Regions from separate parts of the Homo sapiens genome. Here regions 2 and 3 are each linked to region 1. A link is a contact called in ENCODE Hi-C or POLR2A ChIA-PET data. All regions are on one chromosome and are shown on one strand. Each heading gives the region's core, a stretch centred on a gene start or an enhancer-like site at or near the end of the contact. The rest is flanking DNA. Distances are from core to core; before and after follow the strand shown. Region 1 holds the start of SLC9A1 (solute carrier family 9 member A1). Region 2 holds the start of THEMIS2 (thymocyte selection associated family member 2). Region 3 has its middle 28 kb from the start of HMGN2.

Region 1 (3,886 bases), core at 766-3,265:
TTCTCCCCAAAAGAAGGTTTCAAAGTCTCTTCAGGCCTGAACATCCCTAGGCTCCCCCATCTACCTCATCTACTTGATTGAGCAGCAGGCCAGACAGCACCCTGAGACACAGCCAGGCAGCGACCTGGGGGTGAGCTGGGGTCAGACCAAGCCTCAACCTCCTCTACTCTCCCTCCACTTCCAAAACAGACTTCAGAAATTTCCAGGGCCCCTTGTCCCACAGATTCTATAAAGTATGGCATTCCTGGGCCGGAAATTGACTCAGGGGCTCCTAACTAGCCTGGACAAGCAAAGCTGACAGATAACATTCTGGAGATGAAGGAAAGGTGGGAATATGGGGATCCCCTGTGTTCCACCACACTTGTAAGTTTCCTGTGCCCAGGTCTCCACTATGCTTAAACTCCTCAAGCAGGCCAAGTAGAAATATACTCCATCCTGGAACACGCTCCAGTGAAGCCTGTCATAAATTGCACTGGTTGCTGTTGACAGAGCAGAATGTGCCACTCGCCAGAAGACACTCCTTTCTGTCTCACACACAGCGGGGTGCCTGGCTCCCCTGGGGGTCTGGCCCAGCCAGAGGAGACTTGCCAGTCGTGGAAGCCTTACTGAAGGGACCTAGGATCAGAGGCATCCCATTCTCTAATCCTGCTCTCTTCTGTGCACAGTGCTGGCTCCAATCTTGGGAAGCCTCAGATCACAGATCAGAAGCCACAGAACTGGAGCCTGAGAAGGACCAAGGTGGCAGGATGGAGACTGCCTACTTTATGGGGGTAGTTCAGATCCTTACTCCTGGACAGCCTCAAATGGTGCGAGATGAGGCAAGAAGCTCACCAGTCTGGTGGCGGCCGCAGCATCGGAGCAAACGGGACTTACCTATCTTCATGAGGCAGGCCAGAAGGATCCAGAGGGAGATCTCGAAGGGGGTGCGCACGTGTGTGTAGTCGATGCCCAGGACTGGAAAGGCCTTGCGCGGCTTCATGCCATGATCAGTGACGGAATGATTAACAGGGCGGCTCTCTGGGGTGACCTCCGGTGGAGCGGTGGTGACATCCCCAATCGAGCGTTCTCGTGGTGGCTCTGAGCTTCGAATGGTGCTGGCAGTTGGGCTGAGCTGGAGGCCATGGCTCCTGAGAACAGGCAGCAGCCCCACCAAAGCAACCACCACGAGTAAGGAAGGGAAGATCCGATGTGGAGAGAGGCCACAGATGCCAGACCGCAGAACCATGGTGCTGCTTCCAGAGCCAGCCTCGACCTTACCCAAATGAGAGTAAAACCGGGCACATAGGTAGCAAAGGGTCAGCAAGTGGGAAGAGAGACTGGCGTAGTCTCTAGGAAAAGTTCATGTTTTAGAGAGGCATTTCCATGGAAGCAATTTTCTGGGGGTGGAGGGAGGCTGGGTTTGCAATCTGGAACTCCAAAGTGGGGAAAGGGGGCAAGGACCCAGGAACGACCACGAAAGGAGACCAAAAGGTCTGGAACTCCGGGCCTGGGAAGGGGGAGGACGGATGTGGGAAACTGAGCCCTAGGGATAGAGGAAGGGGCAGGATAGGGATAGTGCAAAGGAAAGGAAGAAGGAAGGCTGGGACCTTTGGCTGAGGAAAGTGACTGAGGAGCTGGGACTCTGGGCTGTGGGCTAAAGGAAGGGGTAGGGAGCCTGAGCTAAAGGAAGGGGACCGAAGGGGGTGAGAGCCAGTCCAGGAAAAGGAGAGAGGGGGCTGGGAGCCCAGGCTGAGAAGGAGTGAAACCGGGAAGCGGCCGGGAGCTTCTCCACCCAGAGAGGGGCAGGGGTCCAGGCGCGCCGGGCTGAGATTCCGGGGAAATGGAAAGAGGCGGAAGGCAGGCGGCCTGGCGGGAAGGCGCCTCGGCGCGGGCTGGGGGCGGCTCGCGGTGGGCCAGCAGCAACACGCCCCTCCTCGCGGCCCTGGCGCGACGCGGCGCTCCGCCCCGGCCCAGCTGCAGCTCCTCCTGGTCCAGCTCCAGAACTAACCCTAGCCCCGGCCCCGGCGGCAGCAGACTGAAGCCTAGCTGAGCCCGGCGCTGTCACTTATAGGCACCAGCGAGCAGCCGGTGCGGCGGGCTAGAGAGACCGTCGGCACCCGCCCAGCGCAGCGGCCCCTGTCGCCGAGGGAAAGAAGTATCGCGTAGGAAGAGGAAGGAGAGTCAGAGATGACAAAAAAAAAAAAAAAAAAAAGTCCTGAATATACAGAGAACCTCACTAACGCGAGTAAAATGCCGACTACTTACAAAACGATTTCACGTCCACATCTGCAGTCTCATAAGGGCTTTCGAATAATCCTGTGAAGAATGTATTATTAGTTTATGTATTTAGTTACCGTGTGACCTTGAGCAAGTTACTTAACCTGTTTCACAACTTTCTCATCTGTTAAGTAGAGACAGTAATAGTGACTATGTCAGAGGGATGATGTAATGACTGAGACAATCCGTGTAAACTATTTGGAATGCACCCTGGCACATTATTACAATTCCACTTTTACAGATGAGGAAACAGGTGAAGAGAGTCCCCTGGCTACTATGCAAGTAGTTGTATTGCTTACTAGGGCTGCCGTAACAAAGTATCACCCCAAACTGGGTGGCTGCAACAACAGAAATTGATTGTCTCACAGTTCTGGAGGCTGGAGGTCGGATCTAGGTGTTGGCAGGGTTGGTTTCAGCTGAGAGCTATGAGGGAGAATCTGTCCCATGCCTTTCTCCTACCTTCCAGTGGTTTGTTAGGACTATCTGGTATTCCATGGAGTTCTCCTGGTGTCTCTGTCTCTGCGTCCAGATTCCCCGCCCACACTTTATTTTTATTTTTATTTTTTTTGAGATAGAGTCTGGCTCTTGTTGCCCAGGCTGGAGTGCGGTGGCGCCATCTCAGCTCAATGCAACCTCTGCCTCCTGGATTCAAGCGATTCTCCTGCCTCAGCCTCCAGAGTAGCTGGGATTACTGGCACCCACCACCACGTCCAGCTAATTTTTGTATTTTTAGTAGAGATGGGGTTTCACCATGTTGGTCAGGCTGGTCTCGAACTCCTGACCTCAGGTGATCCACCCGCCTCGGCCTCCCAAAGTGCTGGGATTACAGGGGTAAGCCACAACCCCCAGCCAGATTTCCCCTTTTTATAAGGACACCAGTCATTGGATTAGAAATCCAACGTAATTACCTCATCTTAACCTGAACATCTTCAAAGACTGCATCCTAATTAGTCCATCTTCATAGGCACTGGGCATTAGGACTTCAACTTCTTTTGCCGGGACACAATTCAACCCACAACAGTGGCATGCTTTAAGTAGTGGAACTTAAATTTGAACCTATAGTTTGGTTGAAATTGGTGAGGTTCAAGGGATCATGGCTGTACAATGGAATCACTGGAAAGCTTTTTTAAAATACCATTGTCTAGGCCGGGCGTAGTGGCTGACGCCTGTAATCCCAGCACTTTGGGAGGCCGAGGCGGGCGGATCACGAGGTCAGGAGATCGAGACCACGGTGAAACCCGGTCTCTACTAAAAATACAAAAAATTAGCCGGGCGCAGTGGCGGGCGCCTGTAGTCCCAGCTACTCGGGAGGCTGAGGCAGGAGAATGGCGTGAACCCGGAAGGCGGAGCTTGCAGTGAGCGGAGATCGCGCCACAGCACTCCCGCCTGGGCGACAGAACGAGACTCCGTCTCAAAAAAAAAAAAAAAAAAAAAAAATTAGCCGGGCGTGGTGGCACATGCCTGTAATCCCAGCTAGTCAGGAGGCTGAGGCAAGAGAATCACTTGAACCCAGGAGGCGGAGGTTGCAGTAAGTCAAGATTGCACCACTGTACTCCAGCCTGGGCAACAGAGCGAGACTCTGTCTCAAAAAAAAATAAATAAATAAAAATAAATACCATTGTCTGATAAA
Region 2 (3,886 bases), core at 413-2,912, 720 kb after region 1:
GCACGCACCACCACACCCAGCTAATTTTTTTTTTTTTTTGAGACAGAGTTTTGCTCTTGTTACCCAAGCTGGAGTGTAATGATGCAATTTCGGCTCACTGCAAACTCCACATCCCGGGTTCAAGCGATTCTCCTGCCTCAGCCTCCTGAGTAGATAGGATTACAGGCACGTGCCACCACGCCCAGCTACTTTTGTATTTTTAGTAGAGCCGGGGTTTCTCCCTGTTGGTCAGGCTGGTCTCGAACTCCTGACCTCAGGTGATCTGTCCAACTTGGCCTCCCAAAGTACTGGGATTACAGGCGTGAGTCATTGTGCCCAGTAATTTTTTTGTATTTTTAGTAGAGACAGGGTTTTGCCATATTGGCCAGGCTGGTCTTGAACTCCTGACTTCAGGAGATCTGCCCGCCTCACCCTCCCAAAGTGCTAGGATTATAGGCGTGAGCCACCGCGCCTGGCCTTATTTTATTTTATTCTTTTTTTTAAGAGACAGGGTCTTGCTAGTTTGCCCAGGGTGGTCTAGGACTCCTGGTCTCAAGTGATCCTCCTGCCTCAGTCTCCCAAAGTGCTGGGATTACAGGCCACACCCAGCCTCTTCTCCCTGTTTTTTTGTTTTTGTTTTTGTTTTTTGAGACGGAGTTTTGCTCTTGTTGCCCAAGCTGGAGTGCAATGGTACAATCTCGGCTCACTGCAACCTCTGCCTCCCAGGTTCAAGCGATTCTCCTGCCTCAGCCTCCCGAGTAGCTGGGATTAGAGGTGTGTGCCACCACGTCTGGCTAGGTTTTTTTGTATTTTTAGTAGAAACGGGTTTTCACCATGTTAGTCTGGTCTCAAACTCCTGACCTCAGGTGATCCACCCGCCTCGGCCTCCCAAAGTGCTGGGATTATAGGCGTGAGCCATTGCGCCCGGCCCTCTTCTCCCTGTTTTAGAGAGTAAGAAACTGAGGTTCACACAATCAAAGTGATTTGCCTAACGTCATACAACGAGCAAGAGGAGACCTGGGATTTGAACCTATGTTGGTCTGACTCCTGAGGGACAGGGAAATGGAAAAGGCTTATCCCGAGCCTGTGGGGTCAGGATAAGTGGTTGGTCCGGCTTCTAAGCAGATTTCTCTTTAGCCTTAGGAAGAATTTTTAACTAGAATTGGTGAGGCCCGGCGTGGTGGCTCACAGGTGGATCACACCTGTGATCCCAGCACTTTGGGAGGCCGAGGTGGGAGGATCACTTGAGTCCAGGAGTTCGAGGCCAACGTAGACAATAATTATCGAAAGAGTATGGGAGTTCTGGAGAGGTAATGAGATCCCCTTCACCAGGAGGTTTCCGATAGAGGACCATGGAGTGTCCTGGAGGGACATTCGGGAGCCCTGACACTACATCTCCCTCCTCAAACCCAAAGGGCAGAGGCATGTCCCTCCTATGAGACGCAGAACAAGTCGGGCCGCGTCCCCTTTTTCTAACTGGGAGCACTGCTGAGGGGGCGTCTGGGACTTCTTCATCTTCATCATCGCCCCTTCCCCATAGGGTACTGCAGGGGGCGGGGGGCGGGGCTTCGGCGGGGCGGGGCTGCAGGGCTCCCGCGGGCTGGCGGGGCGGCTTCGGCGTGCGGGGCGGGGCATCGGCGGGGCGGGGCTGCAGGGCTCCCGGGGACCGCCCGCCCGCCCCTCAGTCTGAGCCCAGAGAGCCGCGGGGACCATGGAGCCGGTGCCGCTGCAGGACTTCGTGCGCGCCTTGGACCCCGCCTCCCTCCCGCGCGTGCTGCGGGTCTGCTCGGGGGTCTACTTCGAGGGTGAGCGGGGGCTGGAACCCCTCCGAGCACTCCCTTGGTGTGGGGCGGGGGCAGAGACCCGGAGAAGACGTTAGCAATCCGGGGAAACTGCCCCTGGGTTCAAATCCCGACACTGCCACTGGCCAAGCTGTGTGATTTGGGGCCGCACTCAACCTCTTTGGACCTCGGCTTTTGCTTTCGTGGAACGGGGACCGCTGACCTGCCCCGCAGGGTAGTGATGAAAAGTCAGTGGGTTGAGGCGCGGGAGGTGGATGCAGCCGGGCCACTCCTAGGTGGCCCCGCGGTGCGCATGGGACAGAGCTCCGACCGCGCCGGGACGCAGCATTAGGCCGCTGGTGGTCGTGGCTGCGTCTTGATTCTGAAGTGCAGGGTCAGTCTTCCCGTCTGTGTCCTCCCACTCCTCCCCCGGCCCTCCTCTACACTGCCTTCCTTCAGTCCCTGCGTCCACCTTGGCCTTCTGTTTGACCATGGGCAGTACTTGATTTGATCAGCTCTTCAGTTCTCAGCTTAAATGGCGCTTCCTCCCGGAAGCCTTCCTGGCTCTCTGCTCCTTGCACGCCCCCGTACATCTGCCGTCTGCCCGCAGCGGCCTGGTTCACAGGGATGGGCACACAGCAGGCGCACAGTCACTAGTCATTGCCTGAAGGAGCAAGCGGTGAGGGAATAACAGACAGTGGAGGGCAGGGTAAGACAGCACAGTGGATGGGTGGCCAGTGCTGCTCTGTGGGCAGGGAGGACCCGTGGGCCACCGAGTAGGGGAGATGGAGGTGGAGGAGAGAGATGCTGTGTGGGGGTGCGGGTTCCTTCCTTAGAGAGCGAACTGAGGCTTGAAGGCCCTGCCCCATCCTGTTCCCTGGCTGCAGAAAAACGCTCTGTCGCAGCAGCTTCCAGCAGAGTGTTTGAGGTCCCAAGTGGGGTCCTAGACCAAGGAGGTCCCTCATGAAGGGTCCCGCAGGGGGCCACCACCTCGCAGTGGGTCTCTCCAGGTCTGCTTGGGAATCTGGCAGATCTGGGTTCAAATTCTGACTCTACCTCCAGGGGCTTTCTGCAGGAAGGCGCCTGGGATCTGTTTGCTCTTCCCCCAGCCCAGGACCAAGCGTCTTCGTCCTCCCAGCACCCTTTGCCTGCTGGTGTTACAACACCTGTTTCCTCATCCTGCCTGACGCGGGATGGTGGAAATGGTGGAAGTCAGAGTGATGGTGACTAGAGAAGGCCCTGACAGGGTGTGGGTGTGCGGATGGGGTGAGTGCGGAGGACAGATGGCCATGCCAATAGGGGCAGGCGTCTACAGGGCACTCAGAAGGGGCTGGCTGCGTGGTTGGTTAGGAGCACTGGCTCTGGAGGCAAACACCCTGGGTTCAACCTAGGTTTTTTTTTTTTTTTTTGAGACAGAGTCTGGCTCTGTTGCCCAGGCTGGAGTGCAGTGGCACGATACAGCTCACTGCGGCCTCGACCTCCTGGGCTCAAGTGATCCTCCCACCTCAGCTTCCTGAGAGGCTGGGACCACAGGCACGCACCAGGACAACGTCCAGCTAATTTTTGTATTTTTTGTAAAGATGGGGTTTTGTCATTTTGCCCAGGCCGGTCTCAAACCCCTGGACTCAAGTGATCTGCCTGCCTCGGCCTCCCAAAGTGTTAGGATTACAGGCATGAGCCACCACACCAGGCCCTGTTTTTTGTTTAATAGAACATAGGTTGTGTGTGATAGCTCATGCTTATAATCTCAACACTTTGGGAGGCTGAGGTGGGAAGATTGCTTGAGCCTAGGAGTTCGAGATCAGCCCTGGCAACATGGTGAGACATCATGTCTACAAAAAATTTTAAAATAAAAAATTGCAGGGTGTGGTGGCTCATGCTTGTAATCCCAGCACTTTGGGAGGCTGAGGCAGGAGGATCACTTGAACTCAGGGGTTCAAGACCAACCTGGGTAACATACTGAGACCGTGTCTCTACACAAAATAAAAAAATTAGTCAGGTGTGATGGTGCATGCCTGTAGTCTCAGCAACTCAGGAGGCTGAGGTGGGAGGATTGCTTGAGCCTGGGAGGTTGAGGTTGCAGTGAGCTATGATTGCACCACTGCACTCCAGTCTGGGCGACAGTG
Region 3 (3,886 bases), core at 517-3,016, 650 kb before region 1:
GATGGCACAACTGCACTCCAGCCTGGGTGACAGAGCAAGACTGTCTCAAAAAAAAAAAAAAAAAATCACAGTCTGTGATGCGCCAGGCACTCAGGATCTGGCCTCTGCAGATTCCTCCGGTTTCTTCTTCAGGCCTCTTTCAGGTGGTCACATGCACAAGGTTTCCTCCTGTCTCAGGAACTGTTTACACGCTGTTCCTTCTCCCTAGAAAGCGCTTCACCACCATCACCTGGTTCTCGCACATAAATTGGTGAGATTTCAGCTCAAATGTCACTTCCTCCAGGAAGTCCTCCCTGTTTCTTGGTTCTCCTATCTCATTCCCTCATTCACCAGCCCAGTGGAGCCATGGTGGACCTATCTCAAGATCCCAAAGGGCCTTGCGGGCCATGTTAAGACATTTGCTCTTTGTCTGGAAGAGAACTGGGAGTCACCGAAGTGTTGCCAGCAGGGAAGGTTAAGATCAGATATGCTGATAGATCTGGGGCTCAGAAAGAATTATGAAAAGCAGCAAGCCTCCTTACTTGATACACAGACAACCTTGCTCAACCAACAGTGGCTTCATCCTACCTCCCCAGGGTACTTCCAGTAATTCCCTATGGTAGTGTTTTCCAGAATGGGACATGACTACAGCTGGGGGCCCTAGGTATTTTTTTTTTTTTTTTTTTGAGACAGTCTTGCTCTGTCGCCCAGACTGGAGTGCAGTGGCATGATATGGACTCACTGCAACCTCTGCCTCCCGGATTCAAGCAATTCTCCTGCCTCAGCCTCCCGAGTAACTGAGACTACAGGTGCGCACCACCACGCCTGGCTAATTGTTGTATTTTTAGTAGAGATGGGGTTTCACCATGTTGGCCAGGCTGGTCTTGAACTCCTGACCTCGTGATCCACCTGCCTTGGCCTCGCCTTGGCAAAACCCCGTCTCTACTAAAAATACAAAAATTAGCCAGGCGTGGTGTCTCGTGCCTGTAGTCCCAGCTACTTGGGAGGCTGAGGCAGGAGAACGGCTTGAACCTTGGAGGCGGAAGTTGCAGCGAGCCGAGATCATACTGCTTAACTCCAGCAAAAAGAAAAAAAAGAAAGCTGGGGCTGCGCGCGGGGGCTTATGCCTGTAACCCCAGCACTTTGGGAGGACAGCCTGGCCAACAGAGCGAGACCCTATCTCTATTTTTTTTTAAAAAAATAACAAAACAAAAAAAGCTGGTTGGTTGTTGGGAGGCCTGGCTGCTTTTGGGAAGGATAATCCTCGTCCACACCAAGGTGATTCAGTGAGCAGGGTGAGGGCAGATGCTGGGTGTCCACGCCCCGGCCCCACAGCAGCCAGAGGAAGATACCAGCCCGCGCACCCGTCGCCATGGCAACCTCAACCCCACTCCTGGACCCTAGCTCGGAAGGGGGCAGGGTATCGAAAGCCGATCGCCAGAGGCTCCTCGGTGCCTCGTGCGAGTCCCCGCCGTCAGCCCCGAGGAGCCTCCTGGCACCAAGCAGGCGCTGCCCCCTTCGGCCACACGGTGGCGGCGCAGAGCCGAGCTCCGCGCCCCACCTGGGAGGCGGCGCCCGCGGGATGGGGCTCCTCGGCCCAGCTCCCCAGCCTCGACAAGGATACGGCCCGACATCCAGGCCAGGAGCGTCGCTGGGGCTTAACCGCCGTTCCCCAAGGCGCCCCTCCACTCCTCCAGCGGGCTCCCGCATCCCCCATTATCCGGCGGACCCCAACCCCTGCTCACGTGACTCGCCCGCCACCCTCGAAGAACTCTCGTGGGGCCGCCCCGCCCTGCCGCAGGTCACGCGCTGCGCACCTGGAGGGCATCTGGCCAGCCGCCAGCTAGAGCCTGCCCCTGCTCAGGCTCGGCTCAACCCGGGCCCGCGCCTGCTCCGAGCCCAGGAAGAGCGTCCTGTCCAGCTCCCAAGTGCGCCGGCCCGTGGGGAAGGAGGCGGGAGTGGGCTCCAGCGGTGCGGCCCTCGCTCCTCCGACCCGGGGCCCTCTCCACCTCGGGGGAAGAAAGAGGCCTCTGCCTCCGCCTCCTTCCCTGAGCGCTGCCACCCTCACTCCGGCCCTCTGACCGCGGGTCCCGGACATTGCGCTTAGGGGTCGCCTTGCAGGGCCAGAGAAGCTGGCAGACCACGCGCGCGCACGTGCCGGGGCGGGGCGTCACCGGGGGCGGGGCCTGGAAGGGCGGGGTCGGCGGGCTCGGGTTCCCGCGGGGCGCGCGCGGGGTGACGGGAGCCGGGACTACGCGGAAGTGGGGGTAGGGGCCGCGGGACGGGGAGGGGCGTCCCCAGTACCCGCGAGTGGCTTCAGGGAGCGCAAGGCCAGCTGAGTCTGGGCGCTGGATGGGCGGCCTTGGCATTAGGTCCAGATTTGGGTCCTAAGTACTGTGCCCAACCGGCCCGAGGGGAAGGGGGAGGAGACAGGAACCGCGCCCATTTTCCGGATCAGGTTCTTGGAACCAGCCCGGAAATCCTGGGACTCAATCTGGGGGCCAGATCTGGAGGCGATGGTTTTTCTAGAGACGGGCTGATGCAGCCCCAGTATGCCGTCGCACTCATTTCCCACATTCCAGGAACGGTCCAGGTCTGCCCTTCAGCGGTTTGGGAACTCCGCGACGACTCCCTCTCTCCACAACTGCAGGGTGGGCCGCGCTCTGAAAACCTGGCAAAGCGATGGGGGTCCCTCAGAGCCCCTCCTTCATATTCAGTTTCAAAAGGATTTGGCATTGGGGAAACCTTGGGACCTCAAGCCACATGGAGAAAGAGCTCCAGGTCACAAGGGCTTGGACCTGAGGGCACCTCGGCTGGCTCCTTTCTCGTGCAGTCTTTGCAAAAGAGGACCAGGTGGTGGCCAGAAGGGCACTTTGAGGGCTGAAGAGCTCAAACTGCACAGGGATAGGACCGAGGTGCAGAGTCCTTGGGGCCCTTTTTTTTTCTGTCATATCTTGTTTTGCCATTCGGCCTGGAAATACCTGGAAATTCTTCCTGCCTGTTTTTCCCTCAGAAAAGTTTTTTTTATGTAAAAGTGGCCAGGCACAACTGTAATCCCAGCACTTTGGGAGGCCGAGGTGGGCGGATTGCTTGAGGCCAGGGGTTCGAGACCAGCCTGGGCAACATAGCAAGACCCCGTCTCTGCCAAAAATACAACAAATTAGCCAGGCGTGGAAACGCGCGCCTGTAATCCTAACTGCTGGGGAGGCTGAGGCAGGAGACTCGCTTGAACCTGGGAGGCAGAGGTTACAGTGAGCCACCAAGATCAAGATCGTGCCACTGCACTCCAGCCTGGGCGACAGAGAAAACAGAAAAGGAAAAAAAAAAAAAAGAAAGGACATCTCTGCCGGGCTCTGTGTGTGGCTCATGCCTGCAATAGCAACATTTTGGGAGCCTGAGGCAGAGGGATTGCTTGAGGCCAGGAGTTTGAGTCCAGTCTGGGCAACACTGAGAGACCCTGTCTCTACAAAATATAAACAAAATTTGCCAGGTGCTGTCATCCGCCTGTAGTCCCAGCTACTCCGGAGGCTGGGGTGGGAGGATCACTTGAGCCCAGGAGGTCGAGGCTGCAGTGAGCAGCCACTCTATCCTGGGTGACAGAGACCCTGTCTCTAAGAAATGAATGAATGAACATCTTGCTGTGAGATGTGCTGTGTAACCCCTTTGCAATGTCCTCCCGAGAACTTTGGTAAAGGCTTTTGCTTTTTTGCAGTGCTTTTTGGAGTTGGATTGGGGGTGTGTGTGTGTGTGCACGCGCGTGCAAGTAGGGAGAAAGGGATTGGTTTTATACATTTTGTTTATTTTTCCTTTTATGAGAATAGAATAGCCTCCCTAGCCTTGCTCATTCTGTGCCCTCTACCCCGAATGCACTGCGTTTCCTCCTCCCTATCCTGTAAGGGCTACCTTT

What was found. Hi-C counts contacts between places; a loop is a spot of excess contacts on that map. ChIA-PET counts read pairs that join two places held with the same protein, here RNA polymerase II (POLR2A). Pooled maps may share reads with other maps.
Region 2: a loop to region 1 is called in a pooled map, with 2.6 times the contacts of the local background. The contact joins the promoter of THEMIS2 here to the promoter of SLC9A1 in region 1. A Hi-C loop is called at or near these places in 1 of 50 pooled maps. POLR2A ChIA-PET finds 5 or more read pairs at or near these places in 2 of 52 experiments (A673 and B cell).
Region 3: a loop to region 1 is called in a map of CD8-positive, alpha-beta T cell, with 8 times the contacts of the local background. The contact joins the enhancer-like site here to the promoter of SLC9A1 in region 1. A Hi-C loop is called at or near these places in 1 of 168 maps with a recorded cell type or tissue (CD8-positive, alpha-beta T cell) and 6 of 50 pooled maps. POLR2A ChIA-PET finds 5 or more read pairs at or near these places in 2 of 52 experiments (Panc1 and WTC11).

What each region holds. Positions count from the first base shown.
Region 1 is chr1:27,153,110-27,156,995 of GRCh38, forward strand. It overlaps SLC9A1 (solute carrier family 9 member A1), which reads right to left and starts at 2,016. Exons shown (of 12, transcript NM_003047.5): 1 at 874-2,016. The coding sequence starts at 1,225. RefSeq lists a silencer at 1,736-1,965 and an enhancer at 2,911-3,410.
Region 2 is chr1:27,870,882-27,874,767 of GRCh38, forward strand. It overlaps THEMIS2 (thymocyte selection associated family member 2), which reads left to right and starts at 1,663. Exons shown (of 6, transcript NM_001105556.3): 1 at 1,663-1,784. The coding sequence starts at 1,691. RefSeq lists a silencer at 1,511-1,780.
Region 3 is chr1:26,498,850-26,502,735 of GRCh38, forward strand. No RefSeq gene overlaps it. Among named protein-coding and RNA genes, the nearest start is that of HMGN2, 28 kb to the left of the region's middle. RefSeq lists silencers at 1,435-1,614, 1,825-2,314 and enhancers at 2,495-2,564, 2,524-3,181, 2,595-2,654. Within about 2 kb of position 1,767, at least 38 of the 41 ENCODE cell types and tissues checked have a DNase peak (open chromatin) inside an H3K27ac peak, as active enhancers do; they include CD8-positive, alpha-beta T cell and Panc1, where a contact is called at or near this core.